Linked DNA regions of Homo sapiens: regions 1 and 2 are each linked to region 3. A link is a loop called in an ENCODE intact Hi-C map of the cell type or tissue named here. Cell type or tissue: IMR-90. All regions are shown on one strand.

Evidence for each region. Peaks named below come from ENCODE experiments on the same cell type or tissue, not always from the same donor. Only the 100,000 strongest peaks of a DNase experiment are listed, where the experiment ranks them.
Region 1: it touches region 3 in a loop (5-fold over the local background); 6 of 110 quality-filtered maps call a loop at or near these places.
Region 2: it touches region 3 in a loop (3-fold over the local background); 6 of 110 quality-filtered maps call a loop at or near these places.

The regions. Positions count from the first base shown.
Region 1 is chr18:73,685,462-73,693,461 of GRCh38, reverse strand. It overlaps LOC105372190 (a long non-coding RNA gene), which reads left to right and starts at 2,171. Exons shown (of 7, transcript XR_007066468.1): 1 at 2,171-2,233. RefSeq lists enhancers at 1,170-1,670, 1,671-2,171. In IMR-90, no CTCF peak of the experiment used is centred here; DNase peaks (open chromatin) are centred at 2,091 and 4,321; H3K4me3 peaks cover 610 bases; H3K27ac peaks cover 5,206 bases.
Region 2 is chr18:74,113,200-74,121,199 of GRCh38, reverse strand. The region is part of intron 8 of FBXO15 (F-box protein 15); the gene reads left to right. Among named protein-coding and RNA genes, the nearest start is that of FBXO15, 31 kb to the left of the region's middle. In IMR-90, a CTCF peak has its summit at 4,026 (motif pointing right); DNase peaks (open chromatin) are centred at 4,029 and 5,929; H3K27ac peaks cover 833 bases.
Region 3 is chr18:73,838,283-73,846,282 of GRCh38, reverse strand. No RefSeq gene overlaps it. Among named protein-coding and RNA genes, the nearest start is that of FBXO15, 310 kb to the left of the region's middle. RefSeq lists a silencer at 3,159-3,332. In IMR-90, CTCF peaks have their summits at 3,296 and 4,412; a DNase peak (open chromatin) is centred at 3,322.

The DNA of each region.
Region 1 (8,000 bases), 150 kb after region 3:
CTCTGTACCCTGGTTCAAGCCAGACCATTGCTCTAACATTCTCTTCACAGTCAAGACTACCCCTTTCTGAGCTTAGGTTTATTTGCAGAGAGGTCTTCTATTTTACCCCCCCAACACTGAGCAAGCCTGGGCTTGTCTCCTGACTTTCCCAACCCACAGGCTGACAAACCAAAGTTTCAGTGTATCCCAGTCCATAAATATCTTCAAGGGAAAAGTTGGTTTCCTTGCTGTGCTTGTTTCTATGAAGTCATACTTTCATTGTGTTTCAGTCTTCTAATACGTATTATTTAATTTTGTTGACAGGAGGTTAAAGGCATTTACATATATTTTTCATTTTATCCAACATTTTTAGTTGTTTTTAGCCACAGGATAGTCAAGGTATCTAGACATTCATACCACCAGAGATGAAGGCTTACCTTCATTCTCAATTATATGATTTGTTAAATGCTTAATGTGCTTCAGGACCTACTTTTCTAATTTTTATTTTTTTCAATTATTCCCTTTTTTCTGGACAATAACTTAGCAATTTCTAACACTATCCTAACATGTCAACAACTCTTATTTCTTTATGTTTTCGATGCATTTAGAGCAATGACATTAATTATAAAAATATTAATTGAGTTTTTTTCTTCATAGCAGGTGTGTTACCAGAAAGGGGTCCCAATCTAGACCCTAAGAGAGGGTTTTGGATCTTGCACAAGAAAAGAATTCAGGACAAATCTACCGAGTAAAGTGAAAGCAAGTTTATTAAGAAAGTAAAGGAATAAAAGAAAGCCTACTCCATAGACAGAGCATGGTGTTCCCAGAAGGAAGAGAAGGAACACATCCACCTTAAACAGAGCATGGTGTTCCCAGAAGGAAGAGAAGGAACACATCCACCTTAAACAGAGCATGGTGTTCCCAGAAGGAAGAGAAGGAACACATCCACCTTAGACAGAGCATGGTGTTCCCAGAAGGAAAAGAAGGAACACATCCACCTTAGACAGAGCATGGTGTTCCCAGAAGGAAAAGAAGGAACACATCCACCTTAGGTACAATGCTCATTTATATATAAAACAGCAAAACAACAAAAAAAAACATGGGGGAGGTGTGCTCTGCTACAAGGGCTTGTGATGAAGGATTGTTAATCTTTGCATAACTACTCTCTTCCACAAGAATCTATATTATTATCTTTAAAGCAAAACTTATTCTTAAACTAAGAATGTTCTTGTTCTTAGGATATTGGGACATCAGGACATTTTCTGGGTCTGTTATCTCCTGGATCTGTTAAATCCTGGTGTTAGCGGCAGCAAATCCATATGGGTCTGCAGCAACCTCAATCCTCGCCTTCTCTGAAGAAAGAATTCAGCCAAGGGGCATAAGGCAGAGTGAGAGGCAAGTTTTAGAGAAGGAGTAAATGTTTATTAAAAAGCACTAGAGCAGGAATGAAAGGAAGTAAAGTGCACTTGGAAGAGGGCTGAGTGGGCGACTTGAGAGAACAAGTGCACAGTTTGAGCTTGGGGTTTATATGTTGGCATGATTCCAGGGTGTTGCGTCCGTTCTCCCCGTAGTCTTCCCTCGGGGTGGGCTGTCTGCATGCGGGTTGGCCTGCCAGGACTTGGGAGGGGTGTTGTGTCCCTTCTCCCCTCAGTCTTCCCTCGGGGTGGGCTGTCTGCATGCTCGTTGGCCTGCCAGCGCCTGGGAGGGACCGCATGGGCAGTGTGTTTACTGAAGTTGTACCCATGCTCATTTGAGGCGTTCTTCCCCTACCAGTTGAGTGTTCCTAGAAGGTCACACACCAGTTAAACTGCACCATTTTGCCTCTTAGTGCACATGCTTAAGCCCACTCGCCCAACCCCCGAGATGTTATTGGGAAGACGATCACTAGTTTCAGGTGTTTCTATCTATTGGGAGATGGGCTTTCCCTGGCACCGGCTGTGACCAATTATTACTTTAGAGAGAAAGTTTAACAACTGCCTGACCATCACCAGATGGCTGCCTGATACTCCTGGTGTGGGAAGGGGGCAGCTCTCCTGCCCTGCTCACTGTCTGACTAGCCACCCACTGTAACACCGGGTCGGTTTTGTAAACATATTAACTTGTTTCCGTGACTGCAAATATCCTGTGACTAAGAATGCCTGATTTCCTGGCAATGCAGCCCAGCAGCTCTCAGCCTCATCTGACCCAGCCCCTATTCAAGATGGAGACGCCCTGGTTCAGACGCCTCTGACAGATGCTCCAAGATGATGTGAAGGTAAGTGTCATAAAACGTGGAGTGAGCTTCTAAGGAGGGATGTTCTGGGCTGTAGTGGGGAAGTCTCAGACAGATGACTTCATGAAAAGAATTTAAAAAATGTTTTAAAGTGGAATGTTTAAATGTAGCCTATTAGCCTGGTCACATGTAACTTATTTCAGTCAATCAGATTAAATCTTTATTTCAAGCATTTTCATTATTCTTATTCTAGAGTAAATCTCTAAATGCATTTTCAGCCACACTTTCATTTCTCATCAGCTCAACCTAACGCCACAAGTATAATCCGAAATAATTTTAGGTATGTAGACATTTAAAGAAAATGTTCCTATTTGACATTTGATTTTGTTCCACATAACTTGGCTACAGGCAGATATAAAGGAGGCAACTGTAGTGGAAAAAAACGAGCAGGAAGCTCTGCATGAGGAGACCTGGGGACTGATGCTCTCCCTCACTCCTTGAAGTTCCTAGGACAAGACACTATCCTCTCTGAGCATCAGTTTCCTCGTGTACTCAGTAGAGTCAACAATAAATTTCCTTCCACAGTTTTGATTAGAATAAACATCATCAGAACGTGATGCTAAAATGACTCTTTTACATTTCAAATCTATTCATTTCATTCTCCTGTTTAAAATCCTTCAACATCTTGCCATTTTATTTGCAATAAAATTTAACACCCTTATTAGCTGCATACATAACCTGGTTCCTTTTCAGCCCTTTTATTTCTTGACTCTCCTCACTGCCCCCGCCAGCTGCTCAGCAGGGCTCCTGCCACACTGACCTCCTCTGGGACTCCAAACAATGGGCTCCTGCCCCTGTCATCTTAACTCCTATTTTTCCTACCGCCTGGATGCTTTTCTCCTTGTCTTCCTGTCTCTGAGGTCCCAGCTCAGACACTGCTCACAAGAGAGTCTTTCTCGCCCTGTCTGATGGAGCACCCCTACCCAGTGCCCCAAAGTGTTGATTCTAGCCTTTATTATTATTATTCTGAATAAAACATGGGTTTTATTTGGGGGAACTTACATACAGTGATGGTCCAGCAGCGGCAGGCTGGAGAGGAGAATGATAAGCACTTGTAAAAAGCATGCAGTTTATATAGCACCCTCACGTGGCACCCTCCCCTCAGCAACCTCCATGTGGCAACCCTAGTTTCTTGAGTTATTTCTGTCAGGTACATCTACCACACAGTGTTGCTATTTTTTTAAAAAAATTATCTATATGTAGAAATTAGAATCGATTCTAGCCTCCGAGGCTGTGGCTGCATGGTCCAAAGAGCTCCTCACAGGGTGACTTTCTGGCTGACCCCTGCTAGAGTGTAAGCACCTGAGGGCGAGGCTCTGGCTTCCGCTGTGGAGTTCTGAACAGCTCAAAGCACCTGCCAGGCATTAGTCGCTGCATTTTGAATAAATGGATAGCTGTTTGGCTATGAATGCGTATTGAAAACTGTAAAGTGTTATTCAAACACATGGCATTTTGACTACATGTTTTATAGTCTGTTTTTTACATAGCCTGAGATTGTCAGCAAAGTCAGGTTGTATCATCATTCAGATCCAAGGTTTGATGCTCCATATGGCAGAGGCCCTGCAACACCAAGGCTTCGCGCTGACAGCAACTCCAATGACAGCCCAGGCTGCTCCTCGTGGCACTGCTTGAAAGCATATCTTGAAAGCCAGCCTTCAGCCTGGACAGATGAGCACTTCCAGCTGCTGTTTTTAGCATATTTTCTAAATGGAGGCACTTTAACCACCGGTGCCTTCCGTGTTTGCTGGAATCCTAAATTCAAATATGCATTTTAGGAAGTGATACTGAGACAATGTCTGTGTGACAGCAAACAGGCAACATTTTCAACTCTGTCAAGCACAGAGACCCAGTGACAGACAACCAAGGAATGTATTGTTAGAGGTAAAGCTCTTTGTGGAATAATGTTAATAGTAGATGCTTTAATCACACATTAAAATTCCAAAGCACTTTTCATGAGCGTTACAAATTCCATTTAGCATAGTCCATTGCATTTCTTGTCATAATTGTACTGAGTCACGTTCCTCACTCATATAATAAGCACTGTATTACCAAACAACCATGACTCACTTGACCATTTAGAGAAGTCTCCAATATATTGTCCAATATATGGGAGACATGCTTGACATGGTTGTTTGGTAACAGAGTGCTTATTACATTGTGCATTCATAGCCAGGCAGCTATTCATGTATTCAAAATGTACTGACTAAATGCCTCAAATGGTACTGCCTGGCAGGCACTGTGAACTTTTCAAGACTTCTCTAAAACAGTGGGGTCAAGCCTATGAGGGGACTGCTCGCTAAAGGTGTCAGGTTACATAGCACTGTCAGCCGAACCAAAATGACTTAGCTTTGTGAAAGGAAAATAAAAACTCAGGACCTCAACTCACTATGCCAAAAGGAAAAAATGAAGCTGAAAGCTAAGTCATGCAAGAAACCGCCTTTCCCTTTGTTCCCAAGCAGACAACAGGTTAGTATCGCCACGGCTATCTACTCAACGTTCATTTTATCTCATTAAAGTGTCAGTTTTACGGAGTACAAGAGGAGTTGTAATTGACTAGTTCCCTACCTGCTTCTTTTCTCTTGCCACACGTGGACCACCATATCCTCTCACCTTCGCCTCCAGCCTACTTTTCCCCTTTAGATAGTGAAGCCCTCAAACTCATCTTTGGAGAAAGGCACAGACCAGACTGTTTCTGTGATTCCATGTTTGTGTGTGTGTGTGTGTGTGTGTGTGTGTGTGTCTTCCAGGCATGTCCTTAACCTTGGCAAAATAAATTTGTGAATTGACTGAGACCTCTCTTAGACACTTTTGGTTTACAGTGTGGTTGGGTGCTCAGACTAGTGAGTGTTTTGTTCCATGCATCAAATGACCAGTCGATGGAATCCCTTATCAGCAGAATCCATCTCAATGTGCTTCCAGAAACCGCTGCACGGTTCCACTCATCACAAACACAGTGCCTCCGGATCCTGTCCTACTTGCCCCAAATTCTGTTATTGAACATGGATTGGTTCTTCACATATTTATCTTCACTCCATCAGAGCTTCTGGTACATAATAATGATGGATAAAGAGTAAGAACAGTTTTATGTACCTTCTGATTCTATTTTAAGACTTTTGACCCTTGATAAGAAATTGACTTTGCCCACAAAGGTTTTCTCCTGTTAACTAAATATTTATCTAGAGGAGTAAAACACATGAACTGGGGGGAAAAGGGGATGCCTCCCCGTGTGGGCAAGTCAGCCAAATCCACATGGGGCGTATGGAATGATGGGCATATAAACCAGAACACAGGGACATCTTTGAACATAGCTGATGGAAGCCCCCTCCTGCTCCACTCCCATCATCTTCCTCACACATCCTCACTCTCTGTCCAGTGTATGCAAAGTTCTGCTGCTCCATGAAGCCCTTCTACAATGTTCTATCCTGCAATGCCAGCCTTGTCTGGGTTTTTCATAGCCCTGAAGAACATGACTGTGAATGGTATTTGAGAGCATTTCAGTTAACTTTTCTTACGAGGTAGAAGACATCTCTGCCATAAACCTGTCAGTTGGGTTTTCTTTTCTCCGTATGAACATGTCCAGAAATTGAAAGTTTATGTCATTCATTTTTCTGAAATACTCCTTTTGGTGCTTAGTCACATGCTGCTTTTGTATCGTTAGGGTCTCTGGGGGGAGATGGCACAGCAACGTATCACATGCACTCGAGGTCCAGGTGACCTGGATTTGAGCAGTCACGTGGCACATTCCTAACTGTGTAACCTTGGTCAAGTTACTTCACCTCTCTATAACTCAGCTTTCTCACTTACAAACTTACAAATGGAATCACAACAACAATATAGACATCAGAGGTATTAATATACAAAATGGGCTTAGAATATTACCTACACACAGAAATAAAGGTTACCTCTTATTATTTTTCACTAGATGCATCTTTTGTATCCCCACAGGATTTGGCAAATAAACATCAAACTTAAAAAAAACCAAAGTCCATTTCTGTAACTTATGCTGTGGGATTTGAGAAGCAAAGCCACAGCATAAACATCAAGTGGTACATTTTCTGAGTTCTGTCCAACATCTTTGTCTTAGGCCAGGGACTCATCTAAGCTCATTACAGCCACCACATCCTGAATGTAGAAAGTCAATGGGGCTCCCCAGGATTTAAGGAAGCTGGTGCTTGGCAGGTGCTGAGGCTGCAGGGCAGGTCTGATGAAGGCCTGAAGAGAGGATGGGTTTCACACCACGCCAGAGTCAGGGCAGATGCGACTCAACCCATTAGCTTGAACGGGGTGTAACCACCATTGGGCCCTGGATTTTCACAGCTCCTGGGGGTGCATCCAGGTGTGATTTGGATTCTTTGGTAATTCTGAAAGGTGGTGGGATGGGACAGTTAGGGGTTTCTGCTGCCAGAAACTGAATGCAACATGAATAAGCGGCTTCCCCAGGACCGACGTTGTCATCTCACATTATCAATGGTCTGGAGCCAGGGTGGTTTCAGACTCAGGGCAGGAGTTCAACAATGTTGTTTAGGACTCAGGAGTTGTATTTTCCTTCCCTCTCTGCAGCATCAACATGTTCACCTCTGCTCTGGTTACAAGAGGGATGCAGTGTTCCAGGTGTCACATGGAGATAGCCGGGCATCTCATGAAGACAGGGGCATTTTTGTCCTTTGATACTTTCTATGAATAAGGAAAAAATTATCTGATATCTCCCTTAAAACCTTTCTGGCAGGATTGGGCCCCATAGTGTGCCTTGCTGGAGGAGAGGCTGGAAGGGACAGTACCCGCCATCTTTGTTCTCTCAGGTTGGAGACAGGCCCTGCTGGAGAATGGGGAGGCACGAGGAATAAAGAGGGTCTACTTCAGAGCAGCAGAAAAAATGTTTCTTTCTGGAAATATACTGAAGAACAAAATGTGATATGAAGACATATGGAATATAAAAACAAAGGGTGGACAGGCTGTGTAAAAATGGAATCTGTCACTCATGTCTCCTATTTGATAAATTGGAGTATATATAAATTTACTCAATTTAAATGCAAATATTTGATTTTAGAAAGTCTCATACTCTATATATTATAGGGCAGAAAATTTTCATATCATCGCACACTCTATTAAAGAGGATTTCAAACTATTTTAAAACTGTTCAGCAGCCTTGTAATAAAGTTATCCTCTGAACCTCTTCACACACTTATCAACCTTGACTTATATTACTCCAAATATTTCAGCCTGTTTCTTGAGGATGCTTTACCTTGGGGTCTCTAAGTGTAAAGATTTCCAGTTGTTTCCAGCACATTCTGTCACCTTTGTTCAACTCTCCAACTTTACTTCATTAATGTATATGGATAATGTTCAGTTCCATCACATCTTATGAAGAACTAATGAAGCTCTTCCAGACTTAATTTTAGGATTCAGTGGCTGTCTGGATTCCCTTGTATCAGCATTCACTTTCGTCATCACTTGCCTTGGTAATTTCTCCTTCTCACAACAGCAAATTTCACGACTAACGATGGCCCGAAGGCTCCTTCCCTCCACGGGATTCTGCTCCAGCCACAGCAGAGACTATTTTGCACACCTTCCAGACATTGCTGCCCCATTCCAGGTACCTCAAGGTCAATAAACACAACATGCAAATCTCATCTTATACCCATCAGGAGTATAAACAAGACAGTTGAATGCACACTGTTATCAAACACTTTGTCTCTTACTGTTTTTTAATTTTATTTTTTTGCTGCTTTCAATTGCTGTTTTAAGAACA
Region 2 (8,000 bases), 270 kb before region 3:
ACCTTTCTTTATGAGAAGACTTTTAACTACAGTTTCCTTTTCTTTCAAAGAGATGGAGCTATTTAGGTTATCCATTTCTTCTTGAGTCAGCTGTGGTATTTTTTGTCTTTTAAGGAATTTGTCCATTTTATCTAAGTTGCTGACTTTATTGGCATAAAGTTCTTCGTAATAGTCCCTTATTATCTTTTTCATGTCTATAGAATCTAGTGACATGATGTGATTCCTGATATTGGTAATTCATGTATTTCTGTATTTCTTTTTTTTCCTGATCAGTGTGGCTGGAAGTTTATCAATTTTATTCATCTTCTCAGATACCTAACTTTTGGTTTTATTGCCTTTTTTTCTGTATTATTTTGTTTTGTATTTCATTGATTTGCATGTTGATTTCTATTCTTTCTACTTTTTTTCTGCTTATGTTGTAATTTTCTGTTTTTCTAGTTTCTAAAGGGAGAAGTGGAAATTATTGATTTGAGAACTTTCATTTTATCATATTGAGACATTTGGTGCTATGAACTTCCACCTAAGTATTGCTTTAGTGGCATCCCACAAAATCTGATATGTTTTATTTCATTTTCATTCACTTTAAAATACTTTCTAATTTCCTTTTTATTTCTTCTTTGATATATGGGTTAGATAGAAGTGTGTAATATAGTTTCCAAATATCTGAGGATTTTCTAGAGATCTTTCTGTTACTGAGTTCTAATTTAACTCAATTGTGGTCAGGAAATATGCTTTGTATTACTTGAATTTTTAAAAAGTGACTGAAATTTGTTGTATGTTCCAGAATATGATCTATTTTGGTATATGTTCCATGTGTACTTGAGAAGAATGTGTTCTGCTGTTGTTGAGTAGAGTGTTCGAAAATATTAATTAGGTAATACCGGTTGAGAGAGTTGATATTTTTTGCCTACTTGTTTTATCAGTTAGAGAGAGGTGTTGAGATCTCCAACTCTGACAGTGAATTTGTGTACTTTTTTGCTGTTTTATCAGTTTTTGCCATGTGTATTTTGAAGCTCTGTTATATTCATGAACACTGGAGACTATGATATCCCTTTGACTAAGTACACACTGTGTACATTGTTGAGGGTGCCCCCAGTGTGCCCTAGTGCACACCAAGGGTACAAACGCTGTGCCTTCTATGCCAGTATTAGCGGAGAACTGAGTCTCTGCTCTCCATGGCTGCAGCCCTCATGGAGTGTTGAATTCGGCATCTAGCCTGACCTGGTGCCACCACTGTGGGCAGCTGGCCTGGGAAATGGGGGAACAAGATGCGATTTCCACAGAGATGAGGTGAGATGGCTGCCTGGTCCCAGCCACAGCTGCTCCTCAGAGCTCTCCTTCCCCTTTAAACCTTGTGAACCGTTACAGAGCCCTGTGTGTCCCCACTCTGCCTCCCCCACCTCAGCCCACACTGCTGCCATCCCCTCTCTGGCCTTATCCTTTTCTGTCCTCCCCACTCTAGCTCCGCTGCAGCTTTAGTGAGTTCCTCTCTGTTCCTTGACTGTATCAGGCTTTCTGTGGCCTCACATTCTTGGTGTGCCCCTCCTGCCTGCAGTGTTACTGCCCCAGATCTTAGCGTGGGTCCTGGGGGTCATGTCTCTCTGAGCCTGATTCACTGACAGCTTCTCAGTGAGGCTTTACCCACTTTGCTACACCTAGAAGCCCTCACTCTCCCCATTTCTCACCTGCCTGCCTCAATTTTTCTTCATAGCACTGTCTATCACACTGAGTTTACTTATTTAGGTAGTTTATATGTTTAAGAGAAGTAACTTCCATGGGGCAGTATTTTGGTTTATTTTGTTCAGGACTGTCATGGCACATAGTAGGCTTGCACATAAATATCACAAAGAGAATGGGTGGCTCCCAAAGGCCATGCAGTTGAGGGGCTCTTAGATAGACTCTTCTGGGCCTGTTATCTTAAAGCTCTTTCTGTTTCTTTAGCTAAAGGATTCTCAGCCGCATTGGCCAGGATCTTTTTGGTCAAAGCTCTTGCAGTTCTCTGTTGCCTCTAGAGGAAAAGATGCAGCTTCAGGATGCTGCAGAGCAGAGCTGCAGGCTGGCCCTTCTTGTGGGACCAAAGCAAGGCGACAGCGAGGGCCTGAGCCTCTCCACCAGGAGTGGGAAGCCCTGCCCTCATCCCGCCTCCCAGGGCCTGGGGAGGCCCCAGGAGGCTGGTGGGGCCTATTTCCTAGGCCACTGTGCTGTTCCAGAGCTGCCACTGCTGGTCTTCCACCACTGCCTTGATTCCTTTTCTCTTACAACCCAGAGGAAGGGCATCAGAGTTCCCCTTCTAAAGTACATGACTGTGTACTTCTCTCTGGAAATAAAAAGCCTCACAAATTCAACGTCTGGCAGAGTACTTTCTACTTTTGTACCTAGGGTAGGTTACTTGGCTACACAAATAAAAATGAAATTTGTGTTTAGGTACTTAGTGTCTATGTCATCCTCTCATTACAAGGCAAACATCAGGAACTTGTGCCATTTCTCATCTGAGATGGCTTATAAGACATAGTTTTTGCAGAATACCAACTGTTCTATAAAAATTGCTTCCAAGACACTAATTATATTACTTTCAGTTTTAAAAATGTTTATTTTGAAATAATTTTACATTGTACAGAGAACTCCTGTACAGTCTTTATACAGAATTTATTCATTTATAACATTATTTGCCATTAAAAAATCATTTTTCTTTCTCTTTCTCTCTCTCTCTCTCTGTGTATAATGTTAATAGACCCCTTGATGTTTATACAACATGTGTGTGTGTATATACACATATATATATATATGTGTATATATGTGTATATACGCAGGTCATAAAATCGTCAAGGGGAATATTAACATTCTGAATCTCAAAGTGCCGGGATTACAAGCATGAGCCACCACACCCTGGCCTACCTTTATGTGATGTGGTGTGGTGGCTCATGTTTGTACCTAGCAATTTGAAAGGCTGAGGCAGGCAGATCACTTCAGCCCAGAAGTTCCAGACCAGCCTGGGCATCATGGTGAAACCCGGCCTCTACAAAAAAATACAAAAATTAGCTGGGCATGATTACATGCACCTGTAGTCTCAGCTACTTGAGAGGCTGAGGGTGGGAGGATCGAGAGTTCCAGGGTTCAGTGAGACATGATTGTGACCCTGCACTCCAGCCTGGGCAACAGAGCAAGACCCTGTCTCAAAAAAAAAAAAAAAGAAATATGTATGTAGAATTCTGTATGTTGGGATCCATACGCATGTAGAATTATCCCATCACTCTATTCTTGAGGAGTTAGGACCTGTTAGGTGCTAGGTCTGTCTCAGTGGACTGTCTAGAACTTCAGAGAAGAGGGCTCGCCATTCACTATTGCAAACAAATACAGCATAGCGTTGATTAATTTTTATGTTTGCATTCCTCATACTTAAAATATGCCCTTAATAATGATGAATACGATAATAATAGGGAAAATTTTTGAGCACTCATTATAGGTTTCTGCTAAATGTTTCGTGTTATTTCACTTCCTTTTCACAGCACGCCTGAGCTGTGGGTACTTTCACCTCCCCATGTTATTGATGAGGAATCAGAAGGTGGTAGAGAGTCAGGTCTGTGTTCTGTAAAGCTAGTAGGTGGCACAGTCTGCACTCAGGTCCGCGCGACTCCAGAGCTGGGTATGTCCTGCTTCCTGTAATATGCTTCCTGTATATTTTTGCCTTTTAAATGATGTGCTTTTAGAGTGTATCTTCTTGTGTGTGTGTGTGACTGTCAGTGTATTTCCAAAGTTTTGGCACTGTAAGTGTGGTCAGGGTAGGCTGTTGACTTGCTGGAGTAACATTTAAGCCAATTTTGTGTTAACGTTAATAAACCCCTTGATGGTTATATGGTTGTTATAACGCATAAGAGGTTAAGTTAAATGAGGGAGAATGGGAAACTGAGTTAGGAATAATTGGCCTTTTGTGATTTTCCCCCCAGTAAAAAGATGACAAAGTAGGATTTCCAAGGTGGACTCAAATATATTTCTACTTCCCATGGTTGCACTACTAGGAGTCAGCAGAGGGTGCTGTTGCCATCAGAGTGTCTTTGTAACATTTTTAAAAGTATTATACAAATAGAATGTCCTCTGTAGTTTTTGAGAAACTCTCTTGTGGTACCATGTGGTATATTTAGTAAATTTCAGCTATGTCATTGCGTTTGGGTATAAATCACTTTGCCCCCATTTTTTAAAAAAGCCTTTCTCCCTATCAAGGATAAAATGTTCTGTCGTCACGTCTGTGGAATGTAGGTGGCTCTCTGCTCTCTTCATCCTCCGAGAGACCTGTGAAGCCTGGCTCGACGCTAACCAGGCAGGCTGTAGGGAGCTGCAGGAAGTAAAGGGATGAGGCTGGGTCTTCTGGGGTTCATCTATTAACAAACCGTTATTGAATGCAGGACATGGGCCACACAGAGGGAAGCCCTGCCTCCATGTGATCCCTGCCTGATAGGGTTAGGGACAGAGAGAGGCTTGGTAATCCAGGCACAAGCATGAGTGGGGAGGGGTGGCATGAGGGATTTCTGGAATGTTCTGAGGAAGGGCACACCAGGAGGAGCTGGGGTGGGGATGAAGTGACCAGTTGCAGTGTCCAGACAGGTTACTGGGAGGGTCCAGGCCGAGGTAGTAGGGTTGAGTGGAAAGGATAAAACTTCAACTATGACATAATTTATTAATAGAGCCAGAATTTGGTCATTCTGTATGGACATTTCCAGGATTCTATTTTTGAATAAGGGATTTTATGGATGCTCCAATTAAGTCCACCAAGTCATTGCAATCCTATTAAAAACCCCAATAGAAATTTATTATCAAACTTGCAAAGTAGCATCTAAAAAATCACTTTGGAAATGCACATATGCATATGAAATGGCTGAGAAATTTTGTTTCAAATTTTTAATGAGAAAGTATAATCTTTTCTATGTATACAGGCTACAGAAAAACAATACAATAAAAAATCATGTAGCCACCACAGTATAGAAATAGACCAGTACCACAAACTTTGAAGCAGCCTGCATGTCCCCAACCTGCTCTCATTTGCTTCTTTTCCTGCCAGAGGGAACCACCATTCTGTCTGTTGTGTTAATTGTTCCCTTGCTTTTCCTTTTTTTTGGTAATTAAACATCTTTGTATTGTGAAATGACACACAGAGAAATGCATAAGACAGATAATTGTAAAGAAAACACCTGTGTGATCACCATCCAGGTCTTAAGTTTTGAAAATGAATTGAGAGGGGGCTGGCTTAGCAGATGTTAACCACTCTGAAACTACAGTGACCAAGAAAGTACAGTATCACTAAAGAAATAGATACCCAGGAGAGTGGAGCAAAACATCTTTCACATCTTTTGCAGTTCCAGATTTTTCTGTCAAATTATTTTTGTGTACATAAACCCTTTATTCATATTTTAATAAATCTTAGACTCATAGAAAAAGTCATGAGTAGCTATTTAAATTATACATTATGCATTATGATATATCTATATATCAGTGTATATCTTCATCCTTTAAAAGATACATATGTATTTCTTTAGAAAGTATGGAATGCGTTGTGTAGAATAATTTGCCTTATACTGGCTAAAAGGATCTCTAGAATTGAATATGTAGGGAATGCAAATAATCAAAGGATTCGTGTTTGTTTTCAGGCAGAACAATCCCAGTGAAGTATTCAGAGTGAGTTCTGGCAATTTGATGTCATCCACCTCTTGGTCACGATATTTTCTCTGAACAAAATATCCCTTAGTTCTATTTTCTTAACTCTGTCCCATGAACTTTGGTACAAGGTCCTTTGATTTTTTTTCAGTGTCTGTTACTAAAAACAAACCAGAAGAACCCATTTAACTCTTGGTGCCTGGGATTAGGTTCTCAAGTCACAGAGTGGGAGGAATATTTCCAAACTGACTCAGTGGTAAATGCTCAGAAATAAGCATCACCTCATTGGCTGACCAGCAACATCTCCCAGCTCAGCCAGTGCTGCAGTCATCCATTTTGAGGCAACAGCTCGTGTCTCTTAGCTTTGAGTTCTGACATGTCTCCAGCGGGCTCAGCTCCCAGGCCAGTGGACACTAAGTTTTGCTCTACTTTTCTTCCTCTGTTGTCCTTTCAGATCTGAGGATGTTCTATTTTGGCGTGGTTAGGAGGACCGTAGGTCCTCTAATTCCATAAAATATTGCTCATGCTTCTAGACATTATCTCCCTCAGTAAGAAGCTGTGTCTAGGGAAAGGCTTTTTGACCTCTCAGCACTACCTGATAGTGAATAAAAAGGATCTGTGTCCTTTCTTTTTTTCCTTATGGGTTTATTTGACTGCTTCTCCTTGGAACTTTGTCATACTCCTCCTCCAAGGAACTGGGAAGTGTCCTTTCTTTGTATTTTTATGTGTTCTGCCACTTTGTCAAGTCATGGCTATGTGGAAAATTTTAAAAAGGATCTAATTTCTTTTCAAAGAAAAATGTATGATCCCTAGACTTGCACATATTGTTACCTGCTTCTTTGTGTATTGCCACTAAAATTAAGTTAAAAAGAAGTTTAGATGAAGAAGTATTTTGCTATCTGAATTGGATTTATGAGAGGAAAGAGGGAATGTGGGTAAATAGTGAAGGAAATACTGAAAGAGTGATTTGTAAATGAAAACTTAAGGTGAACTTGTAACAGTGCCTGTGGGTTTTTCTGTATAGCTTTTGTTTTCTATTCTTTTGGAAATGTAAATAGATGACATTGGCTCCCTAATTTCAGTGATTCACTAGGAGGACTCCCAGGACTCAGGATATAGTTGCATTATTGGTTAAGATTTATGACAGTGAAAGGATACAGAACAAAGTCAGCCAAGTTAAAAAGGGCATGGGGTGAAATCTGCAGGAAACCAGTGCAAGCTAAGAGTCCTTCCCCATGGAGTCAACACAAAGTGCTCTTAATTCCTCCAAGAATGAGTTGTGACCAGACATGTGAAATGTTGTCTATCATTAGACAGCTCTAATGAGAGCTCATTAGAGACTCAGCACCCCGGGTTTTTACTCTGGGCTTGTCACATAGGCAGTCTCTGCCTGGCACTAGCAGAATTCCAGACTCTCAGAAGCAAAGAGGATGTTCAGCATTAACCACACTGTACAAATTGTTTAGGTACAGGGACCACCCTTACTGGTTAGGGAATGGTGGGTGAGAACACTCCTGAAATCCAAATGCCTAGACCACATCCAAGGGCCAGGCTGGCAAGCAGATCTTCCTAAGAATTGACAGTATGAGGCCTGCTGTGTGAACTATTTTCAGCATAGCTGTCCATGAGCACTTTGATGAGGTGATGGTGCCACCCTGTGAAAGAGAAGACAGGAAATAGTCCAGTTGTGTCTTTGAAGTGTAAATAGAGCTTGCCAAAGGGCCTGATCAGCAATGCAAAGTATGAAGAAATGTATATTTATTTGATCTTTGTATCAGGCTAATGATTACCAATTTTCAGAAGCTGAAGGAAAAATGTTTTGCATGGTACAGTATGTTGTAGTATTTTTATCAGTATTGAGAGGAAGAGGAATACTAAAGAATCTAAGGGAGGTAAATCTTAAATAACAAAGTATGCTGCTTCTATCATTTGAGTTTTTCTAAAAATAGACTGTACTTTTTAGGGCAGTTTTAGGTTCACAGCAAAACTGGGAGGAAGGTACAGAGATTTCCCATATAGCTTCTGCCCCACAAAACCATAACCTCTCCCATTATTAATATCCTGCACTAGAGTGGACAATGTTGACATGTCATAATCACACAAGGTCCTACCATAGTTTATGGCAGGGTTTACTCTTGGTGTTATATATTTAATGAGTTTTGACAAATATTAATGGTCTGTATTCACTATTACAGTAGTATACAGAGCAGTTTCACTACCCTAAAAATCCTCTGAGCTTCACCTATTCATCCTTCCCTCCTCCCTAATTCCTGGCAACCACTAGCCTTTTTGCTGTCTCCATACTTTTTCCTTTTTTAGAATATCATATGGTTGGAATCATACAGTATTAACCT
Region 3 (8,000 bases):
TTAGTAGAGATGGGGTTTCACCGTGTTAGCCAGGATGGTCTCCATCTCCTGACCTCGTGATCCGCCCGCCTCGGCCTCCCAAAGTGCTGGGATTACAGGCGTGAGCCACCACGCCCAGCCCCTAACTTGTTTAAAGCTAGGATAAAACAATGCCCAAACCATCTCCATAAATTCTCTTTCATCCAGCGTCCCTGGATTGATTAGCTTAAATCTGGGGTGTTTAAACACTTCAGTCGTTTCTCTAAACATCAGAATGATTACTGAGCAGTTCAATTCTTCCATTCCTGTTCAGAGTTCTTCAGCTTCACAACCACAGGAGCTCTCTATGGGGCACAGAGGGGCTGCACTCCTGCTGATCCTGACCCTCCAACACCTGGGCACAGTGTCCATGGCCAGGACTGAACACCTGAACAGTGAGAGCTGCAGCACCACTGTCTCCTCCAGGGACTTGGCACAGCCTTGTTTAAAGGTGCCAGGACAGACACAAATTAAAAATAAAAGGTTTAATTCTCCCCACCCATTTTTTAAATATTTTATCTTAGAAAACATGCAATTCTAAGAACTTTCTCCTCTCTTTGAAATGTATATACACTATTTTGGAGACTAGATGGTCTTTTGTCAGCTTTATGACCCAGGAATGTCTTTCTTAGGGAACGGGGAGCTACCTCTTTGAAATGTTAGCAAAAAGGGATATAATGAGCCGCCGTCTCCTACTTTCTCAGGACCGTATGAACGTAACTTCAGTTGGTATCTGGCTCAAGCTGCAAAACTACTTGACATTCTAAAGATATGTCAAGTTTGTTTCTCCTCTGCATAAAGCCAACTGAGCTAATAGGGATGTTCACCCCCATTGCCAGGTAAAGTTACTGTGAGCTGTGTGACAAACTGTGCTGTCAAATCCTCTTACTTGAGGACTGGTTATCATTTATCTGCATAACATGCATGGAATGGGTTGTGTCTGCCTGGCTATATCAATGGGTAAGATTTCTTTCTGTCTCTCTAATCTTCTAGGGATTGCTAGCAAGACACATCACTTTCTGGCTTAATGCTTACTCAATAATAAAAGTGTTTTTTTGTTTGTTTATTTGTTTTTGTTTTTTTTTTCTAGCACTTTCGTAGAGAGGATACCCAGGTTGGGAGAAGATTTTGTCTTTAGTTTATTTTCTTGACAAGGGGTAGGGTGGGGAGAGTTGGGGGAGTCTTGGTCCTATCAGCAGGGGGATCCCCGGCTCCTGTGGGGTCTAGAGACCCTCAGCTTTCTCCCGGGCTGCTTGGTGCCCTGTCAGCACACTGTCATCATGCTCCTCCCTCCATCACGCTGAGGAGTGGGGTGCGCTAACAGCCTCCACCCAGACTCTAGCAGCCTTCTGCCTGGGACCCTCTTTGGAAGGAGGGTCTTTGCCCCCACTCCTCACTTTCTAGGGAGGAATCCTCTCCTCACAGTTTCTTCAATTAGCTTCCCCCATTTCCCAACCTCCCAGGGCACAGAAGTGACTTCATGGGCTGAATTTTGTCCCCCCACCTCCAAATTTAAGTCCTAACCCCCAAGCACCTCAGATTGTGACTGAATTTGAAGATAAGGTCTTTCAAGCTGTGGTTAAGTTAAAATGAGGTCCTATGAGTAGGCTCTACTCCAAATGACTGGTGTCCTTATAAGAAGAGGAGAAGGGACACAGACGTGCACAGAGGAAGGGCCATGTGAGGACACAGAGAGAAGATGGCCATCCACCAGCCAACGAGAGAGGCTTCAGGAGAAAGCGACTCTGCCAACCTTTTGATCTCAGACTTCCAGCCTCCAGAGCTGTGAGAAAATAAATTTCTGTGGCTTCAGCCTCTCAGTCTGTAGCATTTGTTATGGCAGCAAGAACTAACAGATCCAATGATCCAGGGTGTATCTGAGGGATGTCCTCTTGTTGTCTGACTATTTTACTTATAGATAAGGATACTTAGTCACCTGAGCCCGCAGAAGCTCCAGTTTAAATAATACAAAAAATATCAATGTGGTCTCTTCCTACACGTGTTTGTCTAAGAATCTTCTAATCCAATCTCTTTTTTTTTTCCCCATTTAGTGGAGGCAGGTCCACAAACATTTTGGCAAACATACACAAGCTCCCTCCATCCGGTCCCGTACCTAGCCTGTGCGTGCTTGTCATGGTAGTGAGCAGCAGTGACCTAATGAAATAGGATAGAGTTTTAGCAGTTTTTGGCTTCTGGTGTGCATCTTTTGGAAATAGGAATATTTTTTTCTGTCAAAATGGATTCTGGGTTTATTTTGACTGTGTTATTTATGCCGTGATTCATCTGTGCAAAAACCTAAGCCATGGAAGATAATTTCCATTTACCTTTTACCTGGAATTTCTATTGGTTCACCCTTAGTGTGGGGATTTGGAGGCAGATTCCAGGCACCTGTTTACCATGGCTCAAGGGGCATTCCTGTGTTGACCAGGATGTTGCTTTCCCCCGGGCAGGAGAGTGAAGGTCTTGCTGCACCAGGTAGAAATACTTTTGGGTAAAGTTTGATTTGCAAATCATGGATGAGTTTATTCCAGGCAGAAATAAAGCATTTGATTGAACTGCCGTTTATGGGAGTCATTAGCGTCTGCTGTGCACGCTTGATTGCCTGTGTGCTTAGAGCTCCCATCTCATCTGGGATGCTCTGCGTTAGGACTTCTAAGCAGAACGCAGCCTGTTGCTTCTTCCATGTGGTTTGCATTGATCAAACTTCTATTTTGTGATGCTCTGAGAATGGGGAACACGATTGGCTGTGGAATAGCAGCAATAATATCATTAGAAACCAGAGCAATTATCCAGTCATCATCATTTGCAGGGCTAGCATGAACGATGGTGGTTAGAGAATGCATCGTGTTTGGACAGCATTTTATTAATTAGCATTTCCCCCTGCTTGCTGGGGACGATGATTCCTGAGTTCTAAATGAATATGAACACAGATAACGAAGAACTGCCTCAATATCCCAGTTACCATGCCGACTATCTTATAGTCATTTTCTGATGACATTCTTGATTGATTCTTTTGGGAACTTTGGTTACCACACAGGCTTAAGGCAGTTTTTTTCCTGCCATCTTGACAATAACATTTCTCTTCTCTCCAAGGGAAATACAAATGCATCTTCAGGGTGGTATTCCTTTAACTTGAGCTTAAAAATTTTATTATTAAATATTTATCAAAGTTAAATAAATGATGTGGTTAATTATAACACTGATAAAGTTTTCTTTTCCTGCTGTGGAGACTGGCTCCAGAGAACAACCCGGGCTGCAATTGCTTGCGTGACCCGCTAGGTGGTGCAGCTGAAGAAAGCATGCGCATGCAGCTTCGTAAATGGCCGAGGAAATAAATAATGGGGTCGCTTAATGGGTTTGGGGATAAATAATGACTGTTTGCTTTTTTTGGACAACTTTGATAGAGATCTTGGGAATGAAATATCAGCTTGACAACCTCCTATCTGTTCAGCACAAAATCAATTATGTTTCTAGTTAAACATTAGGGAGGGAGAGATTTGATTCAAATGTAGGCATGAGTTTCATTTTATTTTTTAGTTTAGAGCAGTTCCTGCTTTTCTAAGGGCAAATAAAAAAGTTACAAAAGAGAATGAAAGAATAAAAACCCCAAAGCACTCTGTATTGTCTTCATTCACCTGTAGGAAACAACCTTCCCCATGAGGTCTCTATCCTGTCTGGTTTTAAACTTAAGATTGTAAAAACTTTTTATGCTAGATATTATCTCCCTGGTAATGGAAGCAATGAAAGGCCTGAGAATATTTGTGATGCTCAGTACATATTGAGTGTATAGCATTGTTCTCCTGTTAAATAAGTATCTTTACTGGTGTAAAATGATTGAGCCACCTAGCCGGTGGCATACAACCACTGAAAGATAAAACATAAAATTTCACCAGGAGCCCAGTGGAACACACACTGTGAAATTTAACTACAGGAACCTTCTCCACAGGCTCCTTCTCCTTCCCCAGCTCTACTTGCAAACTGTCACATTTTTATTTGGATTACTTCTGTTAAGAGCTTGACTGATCTAAGCTTTAAATCAGGTACTTAGCCAAGCATTACTGGTTAGAATAGGTTTGTTTGTGAGCTTTCTCAATGCTTTTATTTTACATTTTATTGATATAGACCTTTTGCATTCACTGCGGAAGAGCCATCCCTTAAACAGGGAGCTCAATCAGCATCAGAAGTGTAGGCAAGAATAGGTGTGACCTCTGTGGACAGCAGTTTGTCCAATAGTACAACATTTAAAATACATATCTCCTTTAATCTAGTAATTCCAGGACTAGGAATTTAACCAGCACACATGCTTGCACAAATAGTTAGCAGTATATATGTGAAGATTTTTTTTTAATTACAGCATTGTTTGCAATAAAAAGGAAGCCTATAAACAACCTGATTGTTCACCACTAGGGGACTGGTTCTGTGAGTGTATCCATAATAATGCAAAATAGTGCAGTAATTCAAACAGATCAATTCTGTTTATTTATATTTACTGGTATATTGTCCATACAGTGATACATCTTGAACAACGTTCAAGAAATATTAACTGAAAAAATTGCAGAATAGTATTCATTTATTTTTACTTTTAATTTTTGTGAGTGTATAGTAGGTGTATATATTTATGATGTACATGAGACGTTTCAATACAGGAATGCAATGTGAACAGGCACATCGTGAAGAATGGGTCATCTACTCTTTCAAGCATTTATCCATTGAGTTGCAAACAATCAAATTACACCCTTTATTTTATAATGTACAGTTATTATTGACTATAGTCACCCCATTGTGCTATCAAATAGTAGGTCTTATTCATTCTTTCTAACCAGAATAGTATTTACGATGTGGTGTCATTTGCATAAAAAGGATTTATCAATTATATCTATATATAGATAGATAGATAGATAGATAGATAGATAGATATGTGTTTGTGTATGTGTGTGTGCTTGAGCAGCATAGAAAAACTTGGAAAAACACACAAAAGTGGTAACTGTTATCTCCAAGAAATGGGGCCAAAGAGAAAACATAAAATATGCTTTTCCTCTTGATTTTGTATGTTTTCCTTGCCAGTGACTTCTTCTTTTTTAAAAAAAATCCGTGAATATGTATTTTTTTAAAACAAAGTGGGTTCCATCTGCAGGTTACTGTCTAAACACCACAGGAATGTCCTGAGCCTCACTGAATGATGTGTGAACCTCTGCGATGTCCTGCAGAAACCCTGAGAAGCTGAGTTTAAGCTCTTTTATATCGCAGAGCAGAGAAGCTGCTTTGTCCCCTTGCATTCCCAGGCAGAGTCCTGCTTCTCTTCCTGGCAGGTATTTGTGCACCCACCTTTCCCTCGGCCTCCACTTGGTGAGCCTTGGCTGGCACGAGGTGACAGCTGCTACTGCACCACAGGGCCAGAGCCTAATGGGCCCGGGAAATGGTTTCCACGGCTCTCAGAGGCTCTCTCCTTGGAACAGGCTGAAAGAGGGAACATGATGGATGCCTCGCTCGCCACCTTCCCAGGAGGACGCATCGCTAACTTCATAGCTTATTGACTCAAGGCCCTGCTGCAATCTGGTGTGAGGGACACAGGGATTTGCTGACTCTTTCAAGGTTACAGGGATTGTCACTGAAATGCATCTGATGCTCTGAGCTCCCCTCTGACTTCTCTGCCTCAACTCTGTGCTACTCTTTCTCTGCATTAAAACAGAGATAGCCTCCGAAAGCCATGGCTTTGGAAATCCACAGTGCTTGCCGCCAGGAGGGCACAATGCTGGGCTTACATGACTCTCCTAATTAGACCATTAGTTACATAATGACCACATTCAGAAGGAAGGGAAGGCTGTGCAGTGCACTCAGCATTTTAATGCTACTGCAATTGCTGCAATCATTTCTTAGGGTTACTTCTGTCCTAATTTTCCCCAAATCTGCTGCACAGATGCGGCAACTGTCCCAAGCATCTCTGGCCTAACAGATTTATGCACCTAGCAATTTGCATCTAGCAGGTTCGAGATAGTGTGTCTCTAGTGGGCCATGCCAGCTGGTCAGCTATGTTGACCTGCACGGGTTGTGGAGACCTCACTTCTAGTTGGTGTGGTCCAAGGAGCCTGGTCTTCCTGGATGTGTGGCATTCACCAGCACATGCAGAAGAAGGGAGAGTGCACCTCATTTAATAGTGGCCAGGGCTATAGCAACACCTTTCTAGGGAGTGGAGAGGGCCAAAGGATCCCAGACTTGTCAAGAATGATCCTTTTGATAAATTGCAAGTCAAGGCTCAAGAAACCTAGCTGCCAACTGTCCTGCCTTTTTCTATATAAGGTCCAGAGTATTGGTCATTTGTTATACTTTCACCTATAGGCACATTTTATGTTTTTCTTTCATCAAATAAATAAAACTTAGCTATCTATCTTTAGATAATTTATATTTCCCTTCCCCCACCCTGCTGTGACTGTATTAAGACTAGTTGTTTCACCCATCCAGCACCACTGGGCACCTGGCCCTACCAGGGCAAGGAAAGGGTGGGGGCAGTGGGGATAGGTGGTCCAGTCTCCAGTCCAGGATGCTCAGCAATATTTGGATTCTCCAGGCTGCAAAGAGCGTGCCAGAAGGAGACCTGGTATTGCTTGTAGAGTGTCAGAGAGGGGCTGGGTTTGAGTTCAGTGGCTACAGGATTCCTTAACAAGTACTGGGGTTTTATGGCAAAGAGTCTATTTGCAACGTTTGTTGAGCAATTTCCTGGAGCAGAAGTTGATTAAATTAAACCAGCGTAAACATCAGCCGCCACTGGCTTTCATCATGAGTTCTGGTAGACTGTCTCCAAATACCTTCACCAATTCCCTGATCATGTAGTGAGGTTTCGTAGTTGGGGCCCCAACATTCACTTTTGGTGCTTTGGCTGCATTGCTTTCCTTCACTTAACCTGGTAGACATCTCAGTGGTTCATAACCATGATCACCGGACTGATTGTGACTCCCACATTGGGAGTCCTAGGGTCTCCCTGGAAAGATGGGAGAGAGACACAGAGACTCATCGTTATCCTCCAACTCTCTTTTCTTAGGAGACTGAAGGGAGAGGGGGATCCATGTTCCCTCTACATTGTTCTGCAGCAGACTGTTCATTCTACCTTCACGGAGAGCGTTTTCTTCTGCACTTTCTGCAGCCTGATCTTTCTTTTGCTGATATCATGGAGGTGCATTACTTTTCTCCTTGCACCCAACTTTCTTTCTTTTTCTCAGCCTATGAGCTGCACCAGGAGGCCTTGAGTTCTTTTTTGTGATTTCCCTGCTTTTCTCTTATGGGGTATGTGGCCAGATTCTCTAGGTGTAACTTTTTGCAATTATGGTTGCATTTATGGAAGTTAGAGTATGAAGTCCAGGAATAGGAAGAAAACATCTCTCATGCCTCTCAACTCAGGAGATTGCCTACTTACCCTAACTATAAGATGTTCCCACCAAGAGAGACACTAGATGGTTAGGTAACTTGAGTGGGGTCCCTTCGCTTACTTCATCAGGGACATGGGATATTTCTCTGCTTGTTGTTTTGTGACAGGTGCTATTTCTGGAACTTGCTGAAATAAGCATTATATAAACTCTTTCAGTAAATGTAGTCATTCAGTTAGATGCAGTGACCTCTAAGTAGGGTTTTCAGGTATGACAAAAAAATAAATAAATAAAAATACAGGACACCAGGTTAAATCTGATAAATTCAGATAAACAACAGATAACTGCTTTTTTTCCCCAAAATTCAAGTTTATCTGTGAATTCTACCTCTAAGGCCAGTCTCATGCTGTCTTCCTATGAGATACTTTCCTAAATAATACCTTGACAGTGAGAGATTCTCTTTTCCCTTGTCCTCATTCTCCATCAGTTTACCAAACCATCAGCATTTTCTCAAGATGCTCCCCAGGATGACTCATCTCTACTCTTGATTTTGAATTATGGAGTAAGAGTAAGAAAATCTCTACCCTGATGAAAAGTCTTATGATCTGCACTCATCACTACCAG